Linked DNA regions of Mus musculus: region 1 is linked to region 2. A link is a loop called in an ENCODE intact Hi-C map of the cell type or tissue named here. Cell type or tissue: left cerebral cortex. All regions are shown on one strand. Each heading gives the region's core, and the rest is flanking DNA. Links, peaks and the distances in the headings are about the cores only.

Region 1 (7,497 bases), core at 1,779-4,278, 1.5 Mb after region 2:
CTTAACTCCTGTACCCTTAACTCATATCTATGGACGGCTGTACCGGGAAGGACTGAGCCCTGTGGCAGCCCGGTTGGTCTGAGGAATGCGCAAGAAGAGAGAAATGCCTGCCCTGGTGACAAACTGGAAAGGATTTTTGAATTCACAGAGCAGAAAGGAGCTCAGTGGAGTGTGGGTTTCCGTTCAAAATAAATGTGTCCGTGTTCAAAACACAACCGCGGGCCTCAACAGGCACTCTGTCTGCCTTCCATATTTTATTACATCACCTCTTCAGAGATGACACCCTGCAACCAGGCACCGAGACGCAGGAGCAAGGTCTCAAACCCACCTTGTTGCTGACTTCCATGGTGAAAATAGGGATCTCTGCCATTAGTGAGAAGCACGTGACACCTCCAAGCACTGAAAGCCTAAGTTCGCAAGGTGAAACGTTTTTTGTTTTTTGTTTTTTTAAAGATAATGCCAGAGAAAACGTTTTCAGAATTGAACATTCCTGCGGGCAAAATGCTATCATATCCTGGTAGAGCTGAGTTGGGTAAAATTGATGCAAACTCATAATATTATAAATGGTGCCGTTTATTTGAAATCCCACCGTGAGCCTTTCCAACATGGCAGTCAGAGAGAGTGTCTGACTTCTTGATGGAAATCTTCCTAACAAGAAAACTTTGGGCAAAGATTATAAATAATACTTAACTTTTGATTCTTATAGCTGGGGAGATAAAAATGTCTCCGGATGGTGGATACATGCGTACATATATCATGTAATATACGATACATATATATCTTATAATACATATATATTGTTTGTGTGTGATCTATCTTTGAGAGCTAGGCCTGCAATATTTTATAAATATAAAAATAAAGTATGCCAGAGCCAGAATGATAGCTTAGCATTTAAGAGCGCTCACTATTCTAAGGGAACAGTTGAGTTTAGTTTCCTGTTCCAACTCAAGCCACCAGTAACACCAGCTCCAAGGGAACCACTGCCCTCTTGTGGCGCCTGTAAGCACTGCACTCACATTCACATAGGCCCACACAGACACACAAACCAAGTTAAAAATAAATCCTTATGAAGCAATACTTGTTTGTAAATTAAAATATTTTGAGACATACCTCAGACCCTTCACTATGCATAAAAAAGCACACATTTCCACATGAAGAATGGTATTAAACCCAGTGGCCACATTTAATATTTGCTCTAGCTACAAAACTGCTACAATTTAAATATAAAGATCATCACGGTTGTTTTCAGTGAAAAATGTGCACATATCCTCGAGGGTAACACAGATCCCTCATTTTCGTTTTTTAAAATCAATTATAACCTGAATTTTTGGAAGTGTGATGTTAGTGATGGACTTGTGATCCCCAGATGTTACCGCTATGCCACGCCTAACTCGTGGAGTTTAGCACACACCACATTTAATACAGTATAAAACTCCATGCCTGACAGAGTTGCGCACCTTCTTCCAAACATTACTATTTGGATTTTTAGCAAGTTTGTTCATAGAAGAAGAAAATATGATATGTTTGATTGTAAAAATATAGCCTCAGATTAGATGGCTTCACAATATAAGAAAAAAAATCTATGGAATCTTGAACAAAAGCCTCTTACTTTGTAGCAGTGAGGAGAAATAAAGAGGTTATCAATCTGGGAGCAGTGGGGGCCTGGGAGGGTTCTGCGGAGAGTGTAGCTGGGAGGATCCGGACAGGAAAGGGAGAGGGAATTGTGTAATTCTATTTACATAAAAAACATTTTAAAAGAGAAAACACACACACACACACACACACACACACACACAACCCACAAGCCATCATTTTATTTATACAATTGACCAATTCCAGGCATTTTGCTAAGGTGGTCAGGGAGAAGTACCTCTTAGAAGAAAAATATATTTTAGTTCTAAGTTTTATAGCTACTGGTTGTAATGGGGAAAGTTGCTTTTCACCTACAATCAGGTTTCCAGTTAGCAATACATAAAGCACCCCCCCAACAGGCAAATGAAGTTCAAGAAAATACAAGGCAAATGCCCTTCGCTTCTCTCAAAGAAAATAGAGTCAACCCTGACACCCTGTCTCCTGATGCACGGTGGTCTCAAGCCTTGCTACAGTGATTTCTTCTAGTCTGACCCCTCTAGACCCAAGCAGTCTGTAGGAAAATAAAGAGAGATTGAAAGGCAACCCACCACCATGGTCTTCAGTTCTCTGAATATAACCATTGGCAATATTCTACTCCTCTTGCTCAAATCTGGGTTTTCACGAGTGTTCTCATTTCCTATTTTAGCCCAAAGGCTTCAGATGAGCTCAAGCCTTCTAGGGATGGGCTGTGAAATCCACAAACATCCAACAGTCTCAACAGCTGCTGGAATGTGCAAGTGACTCGCTGGTGGTGATAAACTGCTCATTGTTCTTACTGAGCAACTGAACACCTCAAAACAGACGCATGCTAAGATTTATCCTTTTTTTTTTCTAGTTGATATCTTTAAAAGTGCAAAGCAATCCTGTTCATGGATGTGCTATCGTATTATTTTAAGTGGATACATACAGTTTTGAGGTAGCATGTATGAGCCCAATGTAAACACGGAGGGGCATGTTTGAGGGGTCGTTTTAGTTGTAAGAACCTAAAAGAGAAAGGACAGCACATACGACATTATAATCGATTGAGAACTGGAACGGGCATTCCTTATAGATTCAAAGTCGTGTTAAGAAATCCCCTGAGGCTAGAAAGACCGTTCAGTGGTTGGAAACCCTTGCTGCTCTTGCAGAGGACCTGAGTTCAGTTCCCAGCACCCACTTTGGGTATCTCATAGCCATCTGTTACTACAGCTTCAAAGTAGCTGTAGCTTTAACTACTATTTTTAACCTCAGGCAAGTGATATTCACTCTCTATCACACACATCACACACATACACACATAAATATGATAATTCGTATCAAAAGAAAAATTCCATCTGCTAACGAGACTGAACTGATTTAAAAAAAATCCAGATTTCATCTTCTCACAGATGAAGTTTAAGAAAAAGAAAAGCATTGTCAACAGGAGACAATGAGATGCCCTACCCAATATCTATTAGTTGGAAGTTATATATAACAATAATCTTTCATTCTTAGAGAAAACTCCCATGTCACCATTGCCATAAATTCAGTTTAAGATGTTTCAGAACGGATATTTTCAGAAGCGTAGGCATCACAATAGCGCCACCATGTGGCAGTTCTCTCTCACCCCATGGGTGGAGGTGGAAGGAGCTTCTGGATACCCCAAACACAAGCTCTTTCATATTATATACATGGAAGGGGACCCACTTGGTCATCAGAGCTGCCTCTCTACTTAAGCCACTTTACTAAGGCAGGAGTGCTGGCGGCTGGGCACTAGGATCCAATCGTCTTATCACTTCTCACACCAGCGATGCGGTTCAGAGGAAGAAAAGGCAGTTCTTTCTTTCTGCCTTGCTAGGATGATGTTAATTCCCTCCGTAATTTCCTTGACAGACTTCCAGCTTCCTAGAGTTTCTTCGAGCACCACCTACACACATATCTAAAGCGGTCTCTGGAGGTTCAACAGAACAGAAACACAAAGCTCAAAAGTAAGCTTACAATCCGAGTGACTCTGAAAAGATACCGTTTCATGAGAGCGCAACAGCTACTTCCAAAAAGTAAAATCAAGATGCACATAGATTCAAGAGCAGGCAACCAAGCCTCAGGTAGAGCATATGACACTCTGGGAAAAGCCATTTGAGCAAAGGGGCATACGTACATGCATGCATACATACATACATGGACGTGTGCATGCTCACATGCAAGTGCACACACATGCCCAAGTACTATTCTTGTTTTCACATGTTCTGCTGTCTTGTTGCTCTTGTATAACATCTTCAGTGGTAGAACTCTACAAATGCCTGTAGTTGACAAAATATGTATTCCACAAAAGGAGTGTTCCTTAAGAAGGCAGCCCGTGATGACTAGCTTTGACATCACTCAGCCAATGCACAGCACACAGATAGAACACCAGGGCACACAGTGGCAGTCTCCTTTGGGAGGAGAGGGGAAGGTCTGAGGAGTTTCATGAAAATGTCAAACAGACCACAGAAACACCAGCATGTCCAGTTATCTTTAAAGCATTCTCCTTACTTCGGCCGTGCCCTCCTAAAGCTTTATTATAAATGGAAGCAACATTCCTAGAAAAAAAAAACCTGTTTTCTGGGATTTTAAATATATACTTTGTTTGGATATGGCCATGAAACTATTTTTCACTATTAAGAAAATATAAAAATAATCAATGTTAAAGGAATTTTAAAAGATGTTCTTACTCAATAAAAAGTAATTCACAATCCTTGCTTCCAGTTATTACATAATCATTTTCATCAATACATTGATCAAATTATCATCTCATCGGACTTCTCAATACATTGGTAGCGTTATCATCATCCATATGTAGCTTAAGTTACCATCTACCCAGACTCATCCATACACTGATGTTGTAAAAAATAAAAATAAAGGCATAAACTGAAAGTTGTTAAACATGATGATAAATTAGCACCGGAGGATAATCATCCCCCACAGAAGACTCCATGGCATGGGGTGAGAGAAGGCAAGGTAGACTCGGGAAGGTAAGAGTGTGCTAGGAACACACCAGCCGACCTTCCCTCATGGAAAACACATCCAGAGACACTAAGCCTGCAGTGATCACAGGCCGTTTCTTGAGTTAGGACACTGGTGTCACCCAAGATGCTAAACCAAAGCCAGTGAAACAGAAAGTCCTGAACCTCCATGTTAGTGTCCAGTTCTCAGTCAACCTCAGGAATAAACATTTAAGGAAATAAGCACTCCACTTGAGGAATTGATTCCTGAGGACAAACCATTGATTTGGAAAGGGATTACTGCAAAGGAGAAGTTGTTTTCTTGGGAGGCTCAACTCGCTTCTGAAGTGAAGATCTGCCCTCGGAGATAGAGATGTCTCTCCAAGAGATCTCACATAAAGCTGACTCCTGATGAAGATAACTCATGCTATGCAGTGCTTGTGTGTGCTTGCACATAGGTAGGAACACGGGTGCGTATGTGCACGTGCACACACAGAAACACACACACACACACAATGCTCACACATCCACCGTTTCAAATCGTGCTTCAATTTCCTTCTCTTTACGGCAGCCCAACTCACCCTTAGTATACAGTTCATGTTTCTAACTTAGCATGACTTCCTGACTTCCGCTAAATTCTACTCTTCCTACCTCTGTGGAATCCCGCCTGCCCCTTCCGTAGGACGCAGCTGACTCCTTTACTCCTTATTCACAGGGGACTCCACTATTGCAGTCTCCGTAACTTCCTTAGGGAACCCCCTAACTCTGAATTGCCCTGTGAGGAAGAGCCCAGGAGCAGAAGGCCAGGGGTTTGGAAACTGACTGCGGTTTGTGAGTCATGGGAGAAAAGCAAAAGGAATGGGTGTTGTGTTGAGAGAAGAGAGAGAGAGAGAGAGAGAGAGAGAGAGAGAGAGAGAGAGAGAGAGAGAGAGAACGCACAGGAGTGGGGTCGGTCGGGGGGGAGCAGGAGAAAGAGAGAGAGAGAGAGAGAGAGAGAGAGAGAGAGAGAGAGAGAGAGAGAGAACGAACAGACCAGGGAAGGATACTTAGAGGGAGGAGGGGGGCCGAAAGGTTGAAAAGCCAGATCTTGGACTTCCTGCCTCTGCCTTACAGGACATCTTGGAATTGACAACACATACATGAGGAAGTTGGATAAACTCGTGCAACATTATTCTATTACCACAAATGACATTGGAAATGAATTGTAACAGCCGTCTCTCCGTGGAGCCAACCACGGCAAGCCTGGAATACTAACCGGTTCATTTATTTCAGTGATTACCATCTGTAGTTTCAAAAGCACCAAACCCTGGTTTTCCAAAAGCCATCCTCTTCAAGTTAACTCTATCATTCCATCCGGTCTCTCCACCTGGGTAATTTTTTTTTAAACAAAGACTTTATATTTGCTCCCCCCCCCACACACACACACTGTAAAGAATGTCATTTGTTAAAGTATAGCAGTCCTTTGGATCATTTGGGGGCCACTCATATTTTTAGCTGCTATTCCAAGAGTCCAACTGGCTTATGCACTCTGCAGGAACTTCTACCATGTCTAAACTGCAGTCAGAGATATGTAGTCTGATTTTACCACACACTTAGTTACTTGACTGAGAGGGTTCTGATTTTTGTTTTTAATTTAATAAAATAAAACTTTATACAAGTCAGGAAACAACCGAGGTTATCATCATGTCTGTCCTCTGCACGTTGAAGTGTGTGCGTGTGTGTCTGAGAGAGAGAGAGAGAGTCAGAGAGAGAGAGTCAAAGAGAGAGAGAGAGAGAGAGAGTATAAACACACTATGTCCTTTATTCTACCCTTCTGAAAAGCTGCATCTTCCTTCTGCCTACAAGCATGGAAGCCTTCAGCCCCCATTGGCTTCATTTGGACATTAAGAAAACTTGCTACTAGGAAACTTTTGGGGGAGAAGGGAGGATGCTGAGCTGTGGTAGCCGTTGTATATGACAGGGACATTTATTTCCCATAATTCTTGCCCACGGGAAACACATCCTTTAATAAACTACATCAAATCAAGTTAGACATCATCCAAATCTCAAGGTATCAACTTCTCCCGGAAGCTGAAGAGCCCCCCCCCCCCCCCCAGCTCAGGGCCACTGAAGGATTTAGCACTAGGCATTCTGGTGGGAGGTGGAGGTCGCGGTCCCTGCGGGGTCCTGGGTCCCCAGAGTCTCCAAGAGGAGAGGTGAGCAAAGAGAAGAGGGAGAGAAGCTGGTTGCAGGAAACCAGACACGCTTTTGAATTCTGAGCTGGGCCTGAGAGTCAGGATCCCACCCCCTTGCCTACCTTCAGGCTCCAGCGAGCACCGCGGCGTCCTCCCTCAGAGCCTCTGCAGCCACAGCTGCACTGACCCCTGCCTGCTAGCCCGGGTCCCGCAGAGCGCGCCTGCCCCGCGCTGCACTCTCCACTAGTTCCCAATTGAGAGGCAATCAGCAAGGCGATTAACATCCACTGTGCGGGCACCCTCGTCCCCAAACCACGTAGCTAGCTCTTCTTCCTGCGCTCACCGAGCTTGGTCGCGCCGCAAAGGGTCACCCGGGGAGTCCCCGGCCGCAGCTCCTTCCTGGTGCTCGCCCGCTACCACGCCGCTCCTGCCGCGCCTCTCACCCGCGCGCCGGGCGATTCGCTTCCCGGCAGGCCTGGGGACACCGAGCGGGGAGGATCGATCCAAACGGCAGATTCCCCGGGAAGACAGAGAAACTTTGATGCCGCCGCTGCACACGCTGCGGGAGAGGAAACCAAACAAGTTGCAGGTGCGGGTTCACCGAGGCGCCTTCCCCAGCTGGGAGAAAAATCACCCGGCGCCCGAGCCCGGGAGACAGCTCTCTGCTCCGCGGGCGACCGCGGGCGCACCTCGCGGTCCCTGATCTGCTTGTGCAGGGGAAGGCACGGGGACGTCTGGGGTCCACTGTCAGA
Region 2 (7,497 bases), core at 1,970-4,469:
TGTAATCTTTCTTCCCCAAGTTGTTTTTGGTCAGTGTTTTATCTCAGCAAAAGAAAGCAAATTAGGACAGAAAGGTTTCAGTGTCAGAATACATTAGGAACATCTTAATACTTTCCCCTGTAGGTATTTTAAATAATGAATAGCATTTCAACCATTATTTCTTACATCAAGCATTTATGAGAGTTATTCTAGTTGTCCATTATTCACTTTTTGTGGCACCCATAGGGGTCCTCCTCCTCCTTTTAATAAAGTCTTCAATTTTTTTGTCTCTCTCTTTTTTTTTTTCCAGAGCTGAGGACCGAACCCAGGACCTTTCACTTGCTAGGTAAGTGCTCTACCACTGAGCTAAATCCCCAACCCCCTTCATTTTTTTTTTTTAATGACTACCAATAGGGACACATTTCTAATTTCTCATACATTATATCAGGCTGGATGTATGCCCTGCTTACTTCAAATTGCAGGTATTAAAATACTTAAGTTCCTTGACCACTTTCCAGATGTTCAGTAGTTTTGGCACAGGCAGGAAAACACGACAGAGTAGTTACACCATCAATAGTTTGCAAACACTGAAGCTACTTTACCAGGTAGCATCCCGAATACCTTCCAGAGAATATCCACCCAGCAACTGCATACTCACTGTCGGTAGCTTACTAAGACGACCAAGATGGCTGGGATGCAACAGAGGATGATGATGAAGGCCAAGGCCAGCAAGGCCCCTTCTGTGTACCCCAAGCTTTCTCCTCGCTTCTTGATGCTCGTCACTGCCTCAGGTGTCCGAATCTCCAGAATGCGCCCTCCTTCCCCGTAATACGGCTGGAAGTCTTTATTGATATCGAGCAGTTTGCCGTCCAGGAACCTTTTGTTGTGTGACAGATTGAAAAACTAATTATATTCAAAGAGAGAAGGTGATTTGACATTAAAACACATAAGGGGGAGGGGGAATGGGATGAGGAATTATGGGAGGGAAGACTGGGAGGCAATGGCTGGAATGTAAATAAATAAAACAATTAATAAAAAAAGACATCTTTTAAGACTCTGGATTTAAAAAGCAAACTGTGTGTGATGATTAGTATTAATTATTAACTTGAGACCTGGGAAGCAAGTACAGCTGTGAGGGATTGTGTGGGTTAGGGTTAGTCTCTGGGAATGGCTATAAACTGTTGTGTTCTTGGTTTAACGCTTGTAGTATGTTAATTGGGTTCCCAAAATTGCAGGTAGAATACACATGTAAGACTCTGAGGGTCCCTGCCCCTAGTTGGTTTTGGTAAATAAAACTGCTGGCAGTCAATGGCTGGGCAGGGAGACAGAGGTGGGACTTTAAGATTCACCCGCAAGGGGACCAAGAGGGATTTAGAGCTGCCATGCTGGGAAAGGAATAGCTGCCAGGACTGAGAGTTACAGAAGAGTGAGCATAGCAGTCTTGTAAGAGCTGGGGAAGAGCTCCTGTGTTGGTTGCTCTCTTTCAACTGTGGATGCCCTTGATAAGTTCTGTCCACACCCAGCCTCCATGACTACTCTACCACAGGGAACCATAATCGGGTACTGTAAATAACTTTTCTCCAAGTTAAGTTTAGTCTCCTTAAGTTGTTTTTGTCACAGTTATTGACAGAAACTACAGATAATAATTATACACTGCTTACTCTAAGAAGTAAGAAGAAAGGATGTGAACACCCTCATAGTAAACAAACAGGAAGGTTTAAGTAGATAGACAGGCTTATCATCATGACAGGATACAGGAGAAGAGTGTGAGTGTGTTTTTATGTATTAATTAAGCAGAGGAAAATACAAGCTGAGCATGGTGGTACATGCAGCAATCGCTGAGCTGGGGAGGATGAGACAGAGAACCACCAGGCAGTTGATAGCCCTTCCATGAAAGAATCCCAGTGGCCCCATCAGCCAATAGAGTCTACCTGTTTTCCTAACTAAAATTTCCATGTGACAATATAAGGTAATTAAAATGCTTGTGTTTGTCTCTCCTCTCTGAATCACATACACACACACACACACACACACACACACACAATATATATATATATTTAAGATATGTATTTTAAAGAATATATTAAGATATGTAACATGTATAATATATAGTATATTTCTTAAAATAATATTATACATATATATGTATGTATATATACACATATATACTCATATTATATATGAGGTTCAAACCCAGAGACAGGCATTATGTCCAGGAATCTGGTAATAAATTTGCTAACTATTATTACTAGTTTTGTTTTCTATCTTTGAACTAAAGAATATACACACAGACACACACAGACACACATAGACACACATAGACACACACACACACACAGACAAAGACAGAGAGAGACAGAACCAGAGGAGATGTTCAGATTTCAGATAATAAAAATTGAGAGAAAAATCTTATTGTCCATGGCTGAGCATTATTTATAAGCAACAATTATCATACCTTGGTATATTTTGGTAAAGCTAAATTTCCATTCCTGTAGTTTTAATGCTAAAATCTACATTTTTGGTCTTGGAGTGTGAGCATGTGTGCTTACAAATAAGCCATAAAGTACTTATGAAAAGTTCATAGGCTTCAAAAGTCTACAGTTTACTCAAATAGTTCCAGAAAATTCTAAATGCCTAATTTTATCTCTTCAAAAAATTAATTTCATTTTCTATGTTCTTTTGTGGTTTGCTCTTCTAGATATTTTATCCTAAATTTTCATGAATGCTGTTAAATTACATCCCAACCATTTTTGTCTTTACCACCAGTTAGCATCCTTAAAATGCAGACACATATCTTTTTCTAAAATCTTGTGATCTATTACCAAAATTAAAACAAAATTATATGGAACATAAAGGAGGCTGGTAGGTTAAAAAAATCTAGGGGAAGTTCTATTAAGAACAACTGTCAGAAATAAATGTATGAACCTGCTTTTAAAGTCTCATATGAACTGTGTTTACATATGACTACATATCGATGTACATTTTAAATTAAAATGAAGTTTAAGTAAAACATCTTCCCAACGATCTTCAGGACACTAGATGTCACTAGAGTCCAGCAAAAAACTGGATGAAGAATTAAGGGAATTAGAACAACAGTCAATGGAATCTATGTAATAACATTCTATTTAAGATTTCAGCCTTTCTTTCCTGGTTTTGTTTCTTTTCTTCTTCTTCTGTACTCTACTGCCTTGTCCCCTTCCTCCTAGTTCCCTCCCCCTCTGCCCTTTCCCATCCTCCTCTTCCTCCTCCCCCTTTTCCTTCGGATCCCCACATCCCTTTCTCTTTTTCCTTTGGATTCTGCTTTAATACATAATGTAGAGCTCCATGACAGTGATTTTTCCTTTACTTAACTCTTCTGATTCAGGACATGAGATGGGTTTGTTTGTTTGTTTGTTTTTCTCTTACCATAGAGTTGTATGGAAGAAAGCTCAGTTTCTTCCTAACCTTCAAACCGGCTGAAGTCCTTGAGGCAATCACCTCACTAGGAGTCTATTTCCTTTTCAACAGCCTCTTGAATCAAGAGTGTGGAGTTCCTTTGCAGAGGTCTCAAAGTGCTGTTTTGGTCCTGACTTCAGCAGAGTCCTGTTGCCCCGGAGGCTCCTGACCCCAGTCCAGCCCACGCAGGATTTCGGTTATCCGTAAATAAGAATCACCTATAGGTGCTATTGTTCCCACATGGAGGTGAAGTGCAATAAAAACCACTTACTTAAAAAGCTCATTTCTGTCGATGGCTCTGTTGGTCTGCGGGTCGATGGCATAGACAGTCAGGTCGCACTTGCTATAGTCTTCTAGGGAGTAGGCGTCTCCATGGCGACGGGCACCTATGGACTCCACCACAACCTTGGCACCAGGAATTTGCTCCTGAACGTAGCGATCCAAAATCCTAAATATAAAATAACACATAAATATGACATTCTGATGGACTTAGTGACGGGATAAAAAAGCAATCCTCTACCTGAAATGACATTTAGTAAATGACAGCTGGTTTTCACTAATGTTTACTGGAAAATGCCTATATGGGTTTTCGACGTTCAATTCCCAATGGTGCTAGAAGCTGAGTTTGAAAAGAGGTTATTTATCAACCATGTGCTGTTTTTAAGTCTCAAATCCTGAGTTTATGACATCATTTGAGTATTTACCTGGCTCGTGGAAAATGTCATCTATAGAAATGAAGCAGGAATTTAGGAATCACAGGACACTGGGACTCTCCACCCACGTTATATCATAAATGACGCCTCTACAGGAGTGTCTGACACTCCCAACATGGTGGACGAATAGGACACCCATTTCCCCAGGGTTATAAAGATCCTCAGAACATAGTCGCAATGGAAGAATATAGACAATTTTTGTGAGTTTACAAGATTAAATATTGCATGAAAATCTCAGAAGCTAGCTACAAAAAATAAAAGAAATTTAAAGAAGTGTTATTATCTTATATGGAAAAAGAAATAATTAAAAGAAAAATAGAAATAATGTTAGCCATTAGATCATTTCTTTAAAGTATAACTTTTCTCTAGTTCTATAACTTGCTTTTAATTGGGAATACCTATTATTAACATTTGTTATTTCCTATATTCCTATAAATAGAAATTCTTTAATAACTTTATTATTAAAACATTATATCATTAAACACTTGTAGAACACATTAGGGTATATATCAAAGACTTATATTTAAATGGAAATGTATTAACAATAACCATATATGGCAACTCCTTTTGAGGCAGTGTCTCACTGTGTACCATAGGCAGACTTAAAGCTCAATCCATAGAACACAGTCTTTTCACACAGAAATCCTTCTTAACCCAAAATACCATAATTCTTACATCTTTTCAACATATTTTCTTTTCTACTTACTGGCTCCCTTTCATTTTATGTTCTTTTATGTTATATAGAGAGACATAGGGAGATTAACAAAGTTAGCATCTTAGTAAAAAAAATTTGAATTCAGTGTATGTGTGTGTATATGTGTGTGTGTGTGTGTGTATATATATATATATATATGAAACATAATGTGTCATGATATTGTCTCTGTGCATATTATCATACTATGAAGCTTTGTAAGTTTCCAGGAAACACCCAAAGAAAATACTAGGCAGTAAAATACCTTTTCACGCTTTGTAGAGTCTAGAGAATAGTCTGCAGCAGCAGGCCTTGCTTTTGATTTTGAGTGAGTGCAAACATCAGATAATGAAGAACAACAAGAACACAGACACCCGTCCTGTCCACGCCAGCACCAGGGTACCTTGGGCGCAGAGTCTGCGGACACCCACAAGGTACCCACAGGACCATCCAAGGAATCTTAAGACCTCTGGTGAGTGGATCACAACTTCTGCCAGGAGACAGGTTTGAACACCAGGTATCTGGGCACCTTCCCTGCAAGAGGAGAGCTTGCCTGCAGAGAGTACTCTGACCACAGAAACTCAGGAGAGAGCTAGTCTCCCAGGGCTGCTGATAGAGGCTAACAGAATCACCAGAGGAACAATCTCTAACCAGAGACAAGTATAACAACTAACTCCAGAGATTACCAGATGTGAAAGGCAAACGTAAGAATCTTACTAACAGACCAAGACCACTCACCATCATCAGAATCCAGCATTCCCACCCCACCCAGTCCTGGGCACCCCAATACACCCGAAAAGATAGTCCCTGATTTAAAAGCATATCTCATGATGACGGTAGAGGACATCAAGAAGGGCTTTAATAACTCACTGAAAGAAATACAGGAGAACACTGCTAAACAGGTAGAAGACCTTAAAGAGGAAGCACAAAAATCCCTTAAAGAATTGCAGGAAAACACGGCCAAACAGGTGATGGAATTGAATAAAACCATCCAAGACCTAAAAAGGGAAGTAGACACAATAAAGAAAACCCAAAGTGAGGCAACGCTGGAGATAGAAAACCTAGGAAAGAAATCTGGAAACATTGATGCGAGCATCAGCAACAGAATACAAGAGATGGAAGAGAGAATCTCAGGTGCAGAAGATTCCATAGAGAACATCGGCACAAAAATCAAAGAAAATAGAAAATGCAAAAAGATCCTAACTCAAAACATCCAGGAAAATCAGGACACAATGAGAAGATCAAACCTACGGATAATAGGAGTGGATGAAAATGAAGATTTTCAACTTAAAGGGCCAGCAAATATCTTCAACAAAATTATAGAAGAAAACTTCTCATACCTAAAGAAAGAGATGCCCATGAACATACAAGAAGCGTACAGAACTCCAAATAGACTGGACCAGAAAAGAAATTCCTCCCGACACATAATAATCAGAACAACAAATGCACTAAATAAAGATAGAATATTAAAAGCAGTAAGGGAAAAAGGTCAAGTAACATATGAAGGCAAGCCTATCAGAATTACAGCAGACTTTTCACCAGAGACTATGAAAGCCAGAAGATCCTGGACAGATGTTATACAGACACTAAGAGAACACAAATGCCAGCCCAGGCTACTATACCCAGCCAAACTCTCAATTACCATAGAAACCAAAGTATTCCACGACAAAACCAAATTCACACATTATCTTTCCACGAGTCCAGCCCTTCAAAGGATAATAACAGAAAAGAAGCAATACAAGGACGGAAATCATGCCCTAGAACAAGCAAGAAAGTAATCCCTCAACAAACCAAAAAGAAGACAGCCACAAGAACAGAATGCCAACTCTAACAACAAAAATAATAGGAAGCAACAATTACTTTTCCTTAATATCTCTTAATATCAATGGACTCAATTGCCCAATAAAAAGACAGACTAACAGACTGGCTACACAAACAAGACCCAACATTCTGTTGCTTACAGGAAACCTATCTCGGGGGAAAAAGACAAACACTACCTCAGAGTGAAAGGCTGGAAAACAATTTTCCAAGCAAATGGTCTGAAGAAACAAGCTGGAGTAGCCATTCTAATATTGAAAAAAAATCGACTTCCAACCCAAAGTTATCAAAAAAGACAAGGAGGGACACTTTATACTCATCAAACGTAAAATCCTCCAAGGGGAACTCTCAATTCTGAATATCTATGCTCCAAATGCAAGGGCAGACACATTCATTAAAGAAACCTTAGTAAAGCTCAAACCACATATTGCACATCACACAGTAATAGTGGGAGACTTCAACATACCACTTTCATCAATGGACAGATCATGGAAACAGAAACTAAACAGGGACACAGTGAAACTAACAGAAGTGATGAAACAAATGGACATAACAGATATCTACAGAACATTTTATCCTAAAACCAAAGGATATATACCTTCTTCTCAGCACCTCATGGTAAGTTCTCCAAAATTTACCATATAATTGGTCATAAAACAGGCCTCAACAGATACAAAAATATTGAAAGTGTCCAATGCATCCTATAAGACCACCATGGACCAAGGCTGATCTTCAATAACAACATAAATAATGGAAAGCCAACATTCACGTGGAAAATGAACAACACTCTTCTCAATGATACCTTGGTCAAGGAAGGAATAAAAAAGGAATTAAAGACTTTTTAGAGTTTAATGAAAATGA

What was found. Peaks named below come from ENCODE experiments on the same cell type or tissue, not always from the same donor. Only the 100,000 strongest peaks of a DNase experiment are listed, where the experiment ranks them.
Region 1: it touches region 2 in a loop (4-fold over the local background); 3 of 42 quality-filtered maps call a loop at or near these places.

Annotation. Positions count from the first base shown.
Region 1 is chr10:73,099,587-73,107,083 of GRCm38, reverse strand. It overlaps a transcript of Pcdh15 not described here. Among named protein-coding and RNA genes, the nearest start is that of A330049N07Rik, 17 kb to the right of the region's middle. In left cerebral cortex, for the core only: a CTCF peak has its summit at 3,211 (motif pointing left); DNase peaks (open chromatin) are centred at 2,297, 3,238, 3,461 and 3,923; H3K4me3 peaks cover 324 bases; H3K27ac peaks cover 545 bases.
Region 2 is chr10:74,617,564-74,625,060 of GRCm38, reverse strand. Pcdh15 (protocadherin 15) reads right to left here. Exons shown (of 37, transcript NM_001142742.1): 31 at 3,686-3,862; 32 at 638-856. Among named protein-coding and RNA genes, the nearest start is that of Gnaz, 350 kb to the left of the region's middle. In left cerebral cortex, for the core only: a CTCF peak has its summit at 3,016 (motif pointing right); a DNase peak (open chromatin) is centred at 3,034.